Regions from separate parts of the Homo sapiens genome. Here region 1 is linked to region 2. Evidence: chromatin contacts called from ENCODE Hi-C or POLR2A ChIA-PET data. All regions are on one chromosome and are shown on one strand. The core of a region is the stretch at or near the end of the contact, and the rest is flanking DNA. Distances in the headings are between cores, read along the strand shown.

The links. Hi-C counts contacts between places; a loop is a spot of excess contacts on that map. ChIA-PET counts read pairs that join two places held with the same protein, here RNA polymerase II (POLR2A). Pooled maps may share reads with other maps.
Region 1: a map of GM12878 shows a loop between it and region 2 (2.1-fold over the local background). The contact joins two enhancer-like sites. A Hi-C loop is called at or near these places in 3 of 168 maps with a recorded cell type or tissue (A673, CD8-positive, alpha-beta T cell and GM12878), 5 of 37 single-sample maps with no recorded cell type and 5 of 50 pooled maps. POLR2A ChIA-PET finds 5 or more read pairs at or near these places in 13 of 52 experiments (A673, AG04449, BJ and 8 more).

Annotation. Positions count from the first base shown.
Region 1 is chr6:129,641,570-129,648,850 of GRCh38, forward strand. ARHGAP18 (Rho GTPase activating protein 18) reads right to left here. Exons shown (of 15, transcript NM_033515.3): 2 at 247-449. Among named protein-coding and RNA genes, the nearest start is that of ARHGAP18, 65 kb to the right of the region's middle. RefSeq lists an enhancer at 5,593-5,672. Within about 2 kb of position 4,188, at least 7 of the 41 ENCODE cell types and tissues checked have a DNase peak (open chromatin) inside an H3K27ac peak, as active enhancers do.
Region 2 is chr6:129,604,858-129,612,088 of GRCh38, forward strand. ARHGAP18 (Rho GTPase activating protein 18) reads right to left here. Exons shown (of 15, transcript NM_033515.3): 8 at 6,676-6,753; 9 at 3,036-3,195; 10 at 1,020-1,102. Among named protein-coding and RNA genes, the nearest start is that of ARHGAP18, 100 kb to the right of the region's middle. Within about 2 kb of position 3,089, at least 2 of the 41 ENCODE cell types and tissues checked have a DNase peak (open chromatin) inside an H3K27ac peak, as active enhancers do.

The DNA of each region.
Region 1 (7,281 bases), core at 2,938-5,437, 38 kb after region 2:
ATGATACAGTGAGCTTAGCCAACAACATTCCAGCCATATCTATGACTAAGCTAACTTACTTATGCCACTTGTATCTGGCAGTTGCATCCATAAATCTGCCTCAAACAAGTATTTTTCAAGTTGAAAGGCAGTATCTTTTTTTGGTGGTCCTAGCTTTAATTTTTTTTTTGTTCTCTTCCTTTCTATGCATTCATTTCCTATAAATACATATACAAACAACAAAAGCTTTATTTAGTTAGTTATTACCATCAGGCTCTTTGACAACAACCACCTCTTGATCTTCTTGGCTGTTTTCACTAGATTTCTTGATGTTTTCTAGTTCTATCCAATAGTCTTCCATAGATAGTTCATCCAAAGAATCCTGGGAAATTGATCGATCAAATGGAGGCTTCTCCATAACTTTGATGGTGGTGCTTTCCTGGTTCATAGTGTACTGGCCATATCTGCGACTGTAAATTCAAAAGAACCCATGGTTTATTTTAGTACAAAAGGAAGCAGTATAATTTCTAAGACATCACAGCAACAAGCTGGAGAATTTATTAACTCCTTAAGTTATCCTTAATAAAACTAAAGGAATATATATTTTGGAACAGTTTACTATGGATTATAATATGCTTGTAGAATAAACAGTTTCATGCTCCACAGAAAAGTATGGGGAAGTACAAATAGCAACATGGTAAATTATTTTTCCATTTACATTAAATGAAGACTCATTTTTCAAATATATTTTTTAGCGACAAGGTCTTGCTCTGTTGCCAAGGTTTGAGTGCACCAATGTGACCATAGCTCACTTTAATTCCAAATTACTGGGCTCAAGTGATCTTCCCACCTCAGTCTCCTGAGGAGCTACTACTACAGGTATATACCATATTGCCCAGCTAATTTTTTTTTTTTTGGCAGACATGGGGTCTTGCTGTGTTGCCCAGGTTGGTCTGAAACTCCTGGCCTCAAATGATCCTCAACTGATCCTCCCACCTCAACCTCCCAAAGCACTGAGATTAAAGGCATGAGCCACCACACCCAGGCATAAGACTCATTTAAACCTGAAACTTTGTTTTTAAAAAGCAACACATTAAATCTTGATTACAGACTATTAATTGGGAATGAATTTTATATAATTCTTGTGTTTATCATTTATATTCATAAACCAAACTTAGTCAACTCTTATACAGCAAATATCTTCAACCGATGAAGCACTATTTGAATTTCCATTTTATTTTTGAAATCAAAATATAAATAGGATGATTTAAGTTTGCTGTTATAATCTACTGTAGAAAGAAATTTCTAATCTTTATTTATAAATGGACCCATGATTTATATGTATTAAAAATTCAAAACTGGGGTACAAACTCATTTATTAGCAATTCTGAATAGCTTGGAATTACCTCAAACATTTCTCTCTCAGATATTATCTATGAAGAATAAATTGAATAAATAAGAGTATTTGTATAACTTCAAGTAAACAATGTTTTTTGTTATAATTCATATCTTACCTACTTCTAAAATTGAATTAAAGGAGCTTATAATAAAAACCTATATATAATAAAATAATTTTTTGTTTTATTATTATTTATAGAGAAGACCATGCCCGATTCCTTAAAAGAAGAAATTTTTCAGCTTTGATGCCTTTCCTTTATATACGGTTGATATGGTTTGGCTATGTCCCCACCCAAATCTCATCTTGAATTGTAGTACCCATAAGCCCCATGAGTCCTGGGGGGACCCAACAGGAGGTAATTTAATCATGGGGGCAGTTACTTTCATGCTGTTCTCGTGATAGTGAGTGAGTTGTCATGAGATCTGATGGTTTCATAAGGGGCTTTTCCCCTTTTGGCTTGTTACTTCTCCTTGTTGCCATCATGTGAATAAGGGTGTGTTTGCCTCCCTTTCTGCCATGATTTAAGTTTCCTGAGGCTTCCCCAGCCATACTGAACTGTGAGTCAATTAAACCTCTTCCCTTTACAAATTACCCAGTCTCAGGTATGTCTTTACAAGCAGCGTGAGAATGGACTAACAATAAATTTTTTTAAAGAATACAATTTGAGTGAGGACAATAGTTGAATAACTGTTTTGCTATTCTAATTTTCAGATTGCTTCTCTCAAGAAGGACTTCCAGGAAGTAATTCTTTGTTTGCCAGATTGGTTTTACTTACTGTACATATTGAAAATAATTTTAAAATTACAACAAAATAATAGTGTGTGAACATTCACATTTAAACTAACCTTTCCCAAAATTGTTTAAAATAGTAGGATTTTAATAGTACATAAGGGAGAGGGTCACTAAACTCTGGGCGAATCTATCCAGCAGCTTAATTCCAACTGGTTAGAAAAAGGCAAGGAACTTAATTGTTTATTGCTGCAAATAAATGCAGTATAACTGAGCACTTAGCTTTAATATGCTAATAAGCCAGTTTTATTCCTTTAAAGATGATTCTTCCTGCCTTGATTACAAACTTTATTAATGCTGGTTGCATACATGAATAAACAATCACTATACTCTCTCCCCAGTAGCAACCTTGGGGTGGCGATGGGTGGGAATTAGGACAGGGGCCAACAAGCCTAAGTCTAGACATGTTTGTGAATCTCTTTCCTTAAGTCTCCATTGTTCATTGTTTGCCTTCTTCATCCCTTAATTCAAGGGGTACTTCCTCCTTCCCTGGCCTCAATCGTCCTGTTTACATCTCTGTATTCCACCTGGGTCCCCATATCCGGCCCCAATGGCCACTACATAGCCAGTATTTTTCTTGTAGAGTTTTCACTCCTGATTCTTAAATTAACATGTAAATGAGAAAGTCATCCCTCTCTTAAAAATAAAAAATATATATTTTTAAATTTCTGGTTCAGCAGCTCAACTTATCTGTATTGTTCATATTCCTTACTTCTGCCTTACCAGGATAGCTAATGTTAATTTACAGATGACTGCCAGCTTCATTTTTCGTATTGCATGTCAAATAGACAGATGCCTTATCCTTTTGTTTTCTCTCTCATAGTGTGAAATTGACCACCTTACTTCTGTCTCCTTTAACTCTTACCCCCCTGTGAGACCACAATAAGTACTGTAAACTGTGTGAAGTATAATGACTAACGCCAAATAATTGGGTTTATCTGCTCAAGGGAAAAAGGTGCAGTTGAACTAGAAGTACATTAAGCCTTTCACTCCTGAAGGAATGTGTTTATTCTGGCAAGAATTTTCCAGTAAATTTCCATTAAGATAGCATGTGCAGAAAAATGCAAGGTCATTGAGTAACACCATTGTTACATAAATACACCATCTATATCAAGCCTTGCTTTCAAAACATGCATAAAGCAAAAATTGAATAGCTTAGTGCTGATGAATTGACTCAATATTTTGACTTTAATAAGATTCAGAAGCTGAATAGGTTTGTGATAACCTAAAAATACTGAGTCATGGAAAAGAGGAATTTTCTTTTTCTTTTGTCTGTATTTTTTTTTGATCACTGGTAAATACTGCAAGAACACATTTTCATTTTTAAATAAGAGGGGATGAGGAGTGGGAAGGAGACAGCCATTCAGTAATAGACTACCCTCCTTGGTCAACCTGCCACGTATTTTTTAATTTGTCTAAAAATGTAAGTGAACATTCCTTCAGTTTACATCAATGAACATGTTGTGTTACTTCTTTTCTTTGTAGAATATATTCTACTTTTGTACTTCAGACAGGCAGTGACTAAAAGTCTGGACCTTCCTAAAACTGTTCTGCTAAGAGGCCAGTTAACTAGTTTCCTCTTTTCTGTTTTTAGGAGTATGTTATATGATATCATGTTCATTCTGCAAATGGGGTTCAAAAACATAAAGCAACATCTGCTAGATGTAATGAAGTACAGAGCAGAAATATTTTATATTTCCAAAAGATCCAAGTTGACACATGGTGTTGAAATCAAAGAAACACACAGTTTATACCACAGGCAACTACCAGTGACCCCTCCCTGACTTTCTAGCAAGCAATTATTCCAAGTTCCTTCCTCCTCCCTCTCCCTCCAGAATTCTGTGTGCTAATCGTGCCATGGATATGCTTCAGAAGCTCCCGCATTTCTCACCTTTTACAAGTATAATGACAGAACTAGACGCTGTCCTCTAAAGGAAGTTGCCAGAGTTGCTCTATAAAGAATCGCTTCCTAGCTTGCTGTACAAGTCACGCTCTTTCCAATACACCAGAGTATAATCATTTTGCCTTTTTTTACCATGAACACTCACATCACAAGCAAATATTCACTTTACAGATCCTGATGGGCCTTCCTGGAATCTTCTTTTCCATCTTGCTAGCATGTCCTCCATGCTCTGTTTACAAAAATGAGGGCTTTGTTTTGTTGTATTTTCCCAAGGTATATGCTATCCCATTTTCCCGTGATACATTTTCCACCTGGTCAGTGAATTTCAAAGGCACTGATATCATTCAGGGTATGAGTAATAATGCCTGTTATTTATTTTGTCATAGCAAATATTAAACTGGTCTGACATTTTTTCTTTACAAAGAGGTGGGGGTTGCCATTGATTATACTGAGGTCAGCTAGAAGATTGATGATTTATTCTGCTATCAATGCAGTCAGCTCAGTCAGCAAAATGAAATGGAAACATATGGAACTGGGAGTCTAAGTACCAAATGATTCCAGCTCTACTTAACTGCAATCTTTGGTAAATCACTCACTTTCTCTACTCCTCACTTTTCCTATCTAAAAAATGGGAAGAATAACAATGGCCTTGCTTGCTTTGTTTGTTGTGAAAATTCTTACTGAAGTGCCTCATAGGTAACCATGAAAAAGGTCCCCTAGGTAAATTTGTGCTGTACTAACTGCCCCTCCCACTGTTTAATAAGGTCTAGAGGAATCACATATCCTCTAGAATATTCTCAAGCTTTGTGGTCTCAGGACTCCTTTACACACTTAAGATTGTTCTAAGACCCTCAAAGAGCTTTGGCTTATGTAGGCGATATCTACTGATATTTATAATATTAAACGCAGAAACAAAATATTTTAAATGCTATTCACTTAAGAATAAACATCTTCACATAGATAACATTAAAAAGGCCATTTTTCAAATAAAAATAGTGAGATGAGTAGCACTGTTTTATATTTTTGAAACTGCCTTTAATGTCAAGCTTAATAGAAGACATCTGGATTCTTACATCTGCTTCTGCGTTCAATCTTTTACAATATTACAGTTCATGTCGTCTCTGGGAAACTCCACTGTATTCTCATGAGAGAGTGAGAGTGAAAGAGGCAAATAACATCTTAGCGTTATTATGAAAACAGTTTTACTCTCCTAGACACCTGAAAGGGTCTGGAGAGCCTCAGGTGTTCCCAGACCACGCTTTGAAAACCACTGTTTTAAGAATTCTCAAAAACAACACATAATGGGTCTGAAAATGCACGTTTCAATTCTATGGGCAAAACTCCAGAAAGCCCTCTGAGAGAAACAGACTTGCTTTCCTAGTGACTGGACTTATTTCTTTGTTTTTGTTTAGTTCTGTATCTTTTCACAAAAACTGGGACTTATTCCAATATATCCATATTTAATTTATACTATAATGACAAAGAATTAAAATGTCTTTAAAAAAAACCCCTCCCTTGCCAATACTGTTAATCATTTGCTGGTGTCCATTATGTGTAAGGGGCAGAAGTTCTCTCTGGGCATCCCCTTTTGGCCAGTATATTTGAAAATTGCCTTAATGTGCCTTTGTCATCCCTACCCTCTACCTAAAACTCCTTCAGGGCAGATTTATTTGTAAGTAGGATGTTTCTTCTGAGTTCATATATTTAACTATCTGGTCCAATTTCTACCTTGTGTTCCCTACCCTGTTTAAAGTCCTATCGTGATGCTTTCTATCCAGTCTGTCTCCTGCTTCTGACCCTTCGAGGCATTTTTGTGCCCCAAAGTCAGCTTTCTTGAAGACCTCTGATCCTAGCACCTGTTTTGTTTTGTTTTCTTATAAGATCCTTTCTAAAAACGATATACTTTCTTTCATGTTCCCTATCCCACTTTTATTTCCATGCAGGACAAGAAGTGACTGAGTTGGGATATACATACAGTATAAGACAGAAGAATAAAATTTATTTTTGTTTTGGCTTCGTTCTGTTTTAATGTGTAAAAAAAAAAAAGGCAGTGGGGTGGGGGTTCTTCCTCAGATCATGACATATAAACCATAATGACTAAGAATATTTTAGAAGAAGCCATATGTATTGAAGTGTAAACATTAGAATGCTATTGCACCTCAGAGATTTAAACCTATCCCATTATTTTCTAGATGAGATAATGAGGCCTCAAGGTTAAATCTTCCCCAATTTTACCCAGCAAAGGGGTGATAGAATCGAGATTAATGCCCTCATTTCTTCTTCAGTGGTCACTTTAATATGTCAAACAGACTAAAAAGGATAGGATTTACTTTGTTTTCCCCAGATGCATCAATCTTTCTGAGTTTGTATTGCGTATAGCCAAGGCAAAAGTAATCTTGTTGACACAGTCTATAATTTGCACTTTCAAATGACCATTACATTTATCAAGAAAAAAATACATTTAAAAATCAAACCATATTTTTTTAAAAAGGATGAGAATTCTTTTCCAATGCACTTTTTTTTTTAATTTTTCAATTTTTTTGGTTTTTTGAGATGGGGTCTCGCTGTGTCTCCCAGGCTGAAGTGCAGTCCACAATCATAGCTCACTGCAGCCTCAAGCTCCTGGGCTCAAGCGATCCTCCCAACTTAGCCTCCCTGAGTAGGTGGGACTACAGGCACACACCACTTCACCTGGCTAACTTTTTGTAGAGACAGAGTCTCCTTGTATTGCCAAGGCTGGTCTGGAACTCCTGGCCTCAGGCAATCCTCCTGTCTTAGCCTCCCAAAGTGTTGGGATTACAGGTGTAAGCCACTGTGCCTGTCCAGTGCACTTTCTAAAATATGGTTTGTGGCCAGGCACAGTGGCTTACACTTGTAATCCCACCACTTTGGGAGGCTGAGGTGGGAAGAGTGCTTGAGCCCAGAAGTTCAAGACCAGCCTGGGCAACTAATAAGACACACATCTCTATTTAAAAAAAAAAAATTGTGTCATGCTGGGCATAACTTTAAATATTCTGTTTTTTAAGAAACTTTGTTTTGTAAATTTTGAAATTTTAAAATTTAATACTGTGTCTTTACATTATCTCTATGTTAGAAAAAAAAAGCATGTTTCTCATGTGTAGATTTATCTCTTTCATTTCAGCAGCGATATTAAAGAACTACTGTAATCACTATCATGGTGAGATGGTAAAGCTATTAATACTGTGTAATG
Region 2 (7,231 bases), core at 1,839-4,338:
AGCTGCTTCATCAAGAAAAGTTGAGTATTAATATTCATTCCATGGGCATTAAAGAACTATCACTCATGCAGTTACAATTCAAGGAGTTTTAATGAATTACAGGAAAAAAATTCCAAGATGTACCAACTAGTAAATTTGTTTTCTTAACTTGAAAGCTCTTGTCATGAGATTTCATCTTAAATAGAAAAAAATGAAGAGGGTAAAGAAGCCCTTTACCCATATAAAAAATATTTTTAAGGCAAGGGAAAAACTTAAGATAATACTTTTACTAAGTTAATTTTTTTTCCTTTTTCTAAGAGTTTATAATTAAACCTTTTACAACTACTCTATAAACTCTGCTGTTAAGGAAAATAAATCAGTGTGGCACAATCCCTGATTATAAGAGCTTCTGACAACACTTAAAGTAGATGATATTAAGTTATATAAACATTAGAGCAAATCACTTCAAAATGGTGATATAAATCAGAAACTCCGGATGAACCCTTAGAGAAATAATTAGAATTTGTTTGAGTTGGTCTATCTTTTGGCTAACAATTGTGTCAAATCACCATTATGACTCACTTCAAAATCTACCATTTCAAACTACAAACTGTCATATCTTTAGGTAGTAGTGGGTTATATTTGATAAAACTTAGGATTTTTGTTTTAAACATTTATATTTTACCTTACTGCTACCTGCTTATTAAATATAATTTGATAAATGCAAAAAAAAGAAATAAGAAGGAGAAAAAAAACAAAAAACCACCCACGTTTCCATTAACCGACGAACCTCAATCGTCTGGTTTGGAAGAAGAAATGTTACAGTGAAAATTAAAAAAAACAAAAACTTAATAACATTAGTAACATAACAACCTCATAAAGAGTTAAAGGCTTTCACCCTCTGTCCTTAAAAGTAGGCTTTTTCTTTATAGACTTTTATGACCATGTCCAAGATACACATCTTATTGTTTTGCCACAAATAATGAAAAATTACTGTGCTTACTTCTAAGGGATATTTAATGTAAATTAACCAAGCTGACCTTCAGTGTGTCCCTGTTTGCATCAGGTAGGAGGATGACAAGAAGGTTCAAAGCCTGTAGTTGCTGCTTCTTGGTTGGAAGATCTGCAGACAAATTAAATAAATCTGAACTCTTTTCTTCAGTGAACATTTTCCTTTACTTTATTTTTTCACTTTTTAAGAAAAAAGTTATTTGGCATAAACATGACTGTAAAATGTAAGACACAACGACTGAGCTGCAAGCCTTGTTGAGAGTGTGTTTGTGGGAGATCAGCAGAAGCAGCTGCTGTTAGGAGCTTCCTCTCTCTCAGAATGCTCACTTCCAACTGTGATCATATGACGTGCGGCCTTATGTTTGCAGACACACAACAGTGCTTTGGAAATAATTTTAACTTCTGCGTGATAATTATTCCCCAATGAAAAGACATAGAGGATTGGACCTTCCATGATACAGTATCAGGGTGCGTCCGTAACAGTGGTTTGTTTCTTTTAATGGCGAGTGAACAAATGCATGGTAAGAGTCCATCAGTTCCAACAGGAATATGTAAAATAGGGCCTGGAACACAATAGGTGCTTATAAATGCCTGTGGAATAAATTAGAAAACGAAGCAGCAGCTCAACAGTCTAAGAGGTGCATTATTATCATTGATGTTATCATTTTCAGCAGCCCTTACCCCATTTAAGTAATACTCATGGATATTTAGAATCATTCCAGCATTTCTTTTTCAGCAATAAATTTGGTCCTTTAATCCATATCCAGGAAATGTATGCAACGTAGCACAATTTAAACATTAAAAAATATTTCCCACAGAAGGTAATTTATTCTATTTAAAGAAGAAACATGTTAAGAAAAAAATACTTTAAACAGAAGAGATTTCAGTTCCGTCTCTCCTAGAAATTCTGAAGAAATGTCATGATACGAGATGACTCATGAAACCATCTCAATATTGTATGTGTTAAGAATAGCCTGGTACAGTTCTGGTTGAAACTGTAGCTCACCGCAATTTATTCTTTTTTTTTTTTTGAGTCAGAGTCTCACTCTGTCTCCCAGGCTGGAGTACAGTGGTGTGATTTTGGCTCACTGCAACCTCCACCTCTCAGGTTCAAGTGATTCTCTGCCTCAGCCTCCCGGATAGCAGGGATCACAGGTGCGCACCACTATGCCTGGCTAATTTTTGTATTTTTAGTAGAAATGGGATTTCACCATATTGGCCAGGTTGGTCTTGAACTCCTGACCTCAAGTGATCTGCCCGCCTCAGCCTCCCAAAGTGCTGGGAGCTCACCATAATTATTAATAGTGCCCCTTTTCATTCTTATAAGTGTCCCTGTTTAAAAGATAAAGATACAGTTACTTGAAGGCAGTGATGGCATTTTTACTTTTCTTCATGGCCTCTAGGTGTAAAATGGATAATTAGGCCAGTAGATAAACCTTATAAGATCTAGGTTCACTGGAAAAAGAATCGAGAACTATTAGAGACACTAATGTGTAGCTTGCCCAAGACGACAAAATGGCAGTACATAAGAAGCAGCTTGTGACCTTCCACCAATGAGGCAGCAAAATGCTTTGCTCCACACTTCTGCATGACAACCTCAGAATTTAATTTTTCAAGAAATGCTCAGAGACCCTACCACTTCTCCTTGTGCTTTTATGATAACTGTTCATCCACAGCTTCTCCAGTAAGTGTTGCTTTTTAACACTTGGCAAGAAAATTGTATCAGAGATCTTATGTGACTCATTCTATTATAAGAGAAACATGAAGTTTCCAGGTTTTAACACTGAAATATATTGTATTGCTTAAATGTCGTGCAATTAATCTGTACCCAAAGAGAACATTCTGTTATCTGTTTACTCAGGAATGCATATTTATAAGAAAAACAGAAAACAATGCATGGCAGCTGAGCACCCACTGACATCAGTTGAGTCAATATGTCCACCCAAATACGTCTGGTTGCGTTCTTTGTGATGCCAAATGTCATTAAAACAATTAACATAGATGGCACCAGCAGAAGGACTGCTTCAAAGAGGGATAGCACTTACTCTGGACAGCCTGAAAGGCTTTGAGATACTCCACACTGAGCAGTGGCTGGGGCAACTCCCGAATGAAGAGCTTCAGCAGGCTGGCGGCATCATGCTGTTTGACACTTTCCCAATTAAAAGTCCCTTCATAAAACTTTGCTTCTAGTTCTTGGCAAAGATTCTGATAGGCACGAAAAAAAAAAAAAAAAAAAAAAGAAGCAGCTAGAAGTGCATTTTTTTTCTTGCTGAGAGTATGACACATTTTCACTTTCAAGAGACTCTGCTCTTTAGACAAGACAAATCAGACTACCAAAAGTCAATATTTCTTTTACTCAGAAAAAAAACTACTCCTCTCCTCTAATCCAAATGTACTTTACCAACAAAAAACTGTACCTAAGGCCAAAAAACATTTTAAAATTTATACTTTTTCCTGGACATTCCACAAACTGTAAGTAATAAAGTTTTAATTAAGAGACTGGTTAAAATAATTGTTCCATTTGGGGGCTTCATCTACATATTATAAATCTTCGTTAAATTAAGAAAAAAATCATTAAAAAAGAAGTATATGTTTTAAATTTAGAAGTATATTACATAAAAAAATACATAATCAGTCTCTGGGACTAAAACAGAAGGCTACCTCTGATTAGTCACCTACGGGAAATGGAAAACCCAATTTTATAGTAAACGAGGCAAGAAAATACATCAATATACCTGTCTTTAATGCACAGCCATCCTGCTGCCAGCTGCAAAAAACAGTCTGAGTCCATGCAGAATTAGAAATATCTAGTTCACTTACCTCAGAACTCTACAAAATTTGTCAGGCAAATTATTACTAATAAATCAATTGAGTTTTGTAATTACTATTTTTTGTATACTTCTTTACTATATATAAATCCTATCACGTTAAAAACCATCACAAGTTTCTGTCACTTTCCTCTGTTACATGAAACCATTCTCCCAAAGTATGTTCTTTGTTTTCTTGTAAGGCAAATTACCACATTTTCTCTTCCTAACACAACAACCATTCTCTACCCCCAATTATTTTTGTAATTGATGAAATAGGTGAAGGGGAGTGGCAAAGACAGAAAAAGAAATAGAGAGGAGGGAAGAGGGAGTGAGAAAAGGAGGAAGAGGAAAAAAAAAAGAGGAGGGAGGAAAAGATAGAAAAAGGGAGTGGGAGATAGGGAGGGAAGGAAGAGGAGAGAGAGGGGGCATGGAGGGAAAGAATGAGGGGGGAAAGAATGAGCAGGGAAAGAATGAGGGAGGAAAGGACAACAGAGGAAGATCCAGAGAAGAGAGGCAGAAAAAATGGAGGGAGAGGGAGAGAGAATAGTACAGAGAAATTTGGTGGGGCCAGGGGGAAAAGAGACAACCAACATTTTTGCATATTATCTTTTAAATTATTTATAATGGACCAGCTGCTGCATAATTTGGCATATGACAACAGGCTGGGTTGAAGAGTTGAGCCAGCTGAATCCACTTAATTGGCCTTCTTAGAAATTACACTTAGTTAAACTTGTCCTTCTGCCAGCCTTCTCGTTGCAAAGTAAAATCTGCATTATATTCACTATTCTGTACTGAAGTAAATGTATTTTTGCCTCCTGTGAGCTGGCCATTGCAGTCTGCTAGTGAGGGCCCGAGTGCTTTGAACTCGGTGAATTGAGGACTATCTTGCCAATGTGGGTAATATGAAGTTATGTTTGTTACCTGTTTCTGAGGAATTATATCTTTGTTAGTGAATGTACTTAAAAGAACTCGTCTCAGAATCACACAATGTCCACTAGTGGCAAACGTGCTATAGGTGTTACATGAAGTGAGACAATGACAAGCTATGAAACTTACAAACACCACAGTTTCAGGGAGCTCTAAGTACCAGACACCAAACCCAGGGGACACAAGTGGAAAATTATGATCAGAATATATCAGGTTACTCGAATCCTATTAAAATGAGATCACTATGTAGTAAGAGCCAAGGAGGCCGAAACTGGTGTCCTAAATCAAGGCAACTTATCAAAAAAAGCAGGTGATGCAAACTGTGAAATGTATAAAGAGTAATTCCAATCCTGGCAACACCACAGCCCATTAGAAGCAGGCCAGGACAGTGTGCACTCCCCAAGAAACACTTAGTCCTGATCCAGCTCTAACGATTTCATAAAGAATGGGGTTATGAAAATGAAGAGAGATTCTCTCTCTTTTCTCCTATTTTCTCTTGGATTTTCAAATTCAGGAAGACAATGTATTGGATGTGGGCAGTGGTTACTTGTGCTATCTCAGTGCAGAGCTAAAGGTGAATTTGGAAGATAGGGTAAAAGTTAGTAGTTAATGGCTGCTTCCAGATACAGCTACAATTCCAAGTATGAGTCCCCTTTACATTTAAATCCCCTGAGGGGATATGCAGTATGCATCCCCTGTAGGGTAATTCCATCTTTATCATGCATTCATTGGAAGCTTTATCCCCCAGGCCAAAAAGTGAGGCACAAAGATGACAGCAGGAGGACACGTGGTACCCTGGAACAGTGGGAAGGAACTGTCATCCAGAGAGAAGAAAAGGCAAGGGAGAAGGGATGGCTCAAATTGGGAAGTCTAGGAATTATTCTTTCACCAGCCAGACTCAGGCTACCCTGGATGCAGCAAGACAGGGAACTGTGTGAATCAGGAAGGTGGTTGAGAGTGTCTCGTCTGGCCGGCTCACTAAGACTAATTATGCATAGGATGTCAAGGTCCCCCATCTGCAGGAGTCTATGATCCTGGCCTTTTTCTTTTTTTTTTCTTTTGAGACGAAGTCTCGCACTGTTGCCCGGGCTGGAGTGCAATGGTGCGATCTTGGCTCACTGCAACCTCTGCCTCCCAGGTTCAAGCGATTCTCCTGCCTCAGCCTCCTGAGTAGCTGGGATTACAGGTGCCCAACACCATGCCTGGATAATTTTTTGTATTTTTAGTAGAGACAGTGTTTCACTATTTTGGCCAGGCTGGTCTCAAACTTCTGACCTCGTGATCCGCCCACCTTGGCCTCCCAAAGTGTTTTTTCTTTTATTTTTAAGAAACAGGGTCTTATTGCTCTGTCACCCAGGCTGGAGTGCAGTGGGACAATGACAGCTCACTGCCACATGGGACTCCTGGGTTCAGGCAATCCTCTCCACTCAGCTTCCTGAGTAGCTGGAACTCCAGGTGACCACCACAATGCCTGGCTAATTTTTTAAAATTATTTTTTGTAGAGACAGGGTCTCACTTTGTTGCCCAAGGTGGTCTTGAATTCCTAACCTCAAGCAATCCTCCCGCCTTGGCCTCCCAAAGTGCTAGGATTACAGGTGTGAACCACCACGCCCGGCCCTGACTTCCGTAAACTCAATTGCTACTACTCATCCTGGCTAAATCTATCACAACTATCCCCACGCCATTAATATTTTAACTCATCACATTCTTTTGTCATAGTATTATTATAGGTAATATGGTGATTTTGAAAACAAAACAAAACAAAAAACTTAGCAAAAACCAGAAGGGACTGTAGAAAAACTAAACTGAATGGTAAAAGGTTTTATTGTTTTATTTTATCTACTTTACTAACAATGGAAAAAAGGGGTAGAGAGGACAAGTTAGCTTTTAAAATGCATAAGTGTAAATAAACAATAAAATGTTTACATTAGTAGAACCCAGAGATTACCTTGATTCTAATGGCAGCTCCAGGGATCCGTAAGAGGCCTTCTGTTTCCAAACCTCTCTCTTCAATTCGAGAAATCAGCTGTGCATAAACAGAGAAACATTCTAATTTCCGTATTTGTAACAGGTACAATTCCGAATTTAACATCTGTTTCACATATAAATAAAACTGATTACAATGACATGTAAACTGGATTTTATGAGGTTTTGAATGCTATTTTACTACCACTGTCCTTCAAAACAATAAGTCCAGAAACTTTTGTTATAATTTAGAAAAAGTTGGGCCTTATGCTACTTTATAACAGAAGTGTGTAATTTCACACAACAGCTGTGGTACTCCAAACAAACAGAATAAAGATGTTCACTGTTTAAAAGCAACTAAGAACATCTATTTATTCTGCTTTTCCAGAAACCTACATTCTGCAATCAAATAAATCTTATGAAAATCTAGCATTTGCATATTTACATCTCATTTTTAGCTTGTTCCAAGAAAGAATTATTTATGACATGCAGAAAAAAGACTGTTTGCAAATATTCATTTTTAAGTCTTTGGTGTTAAA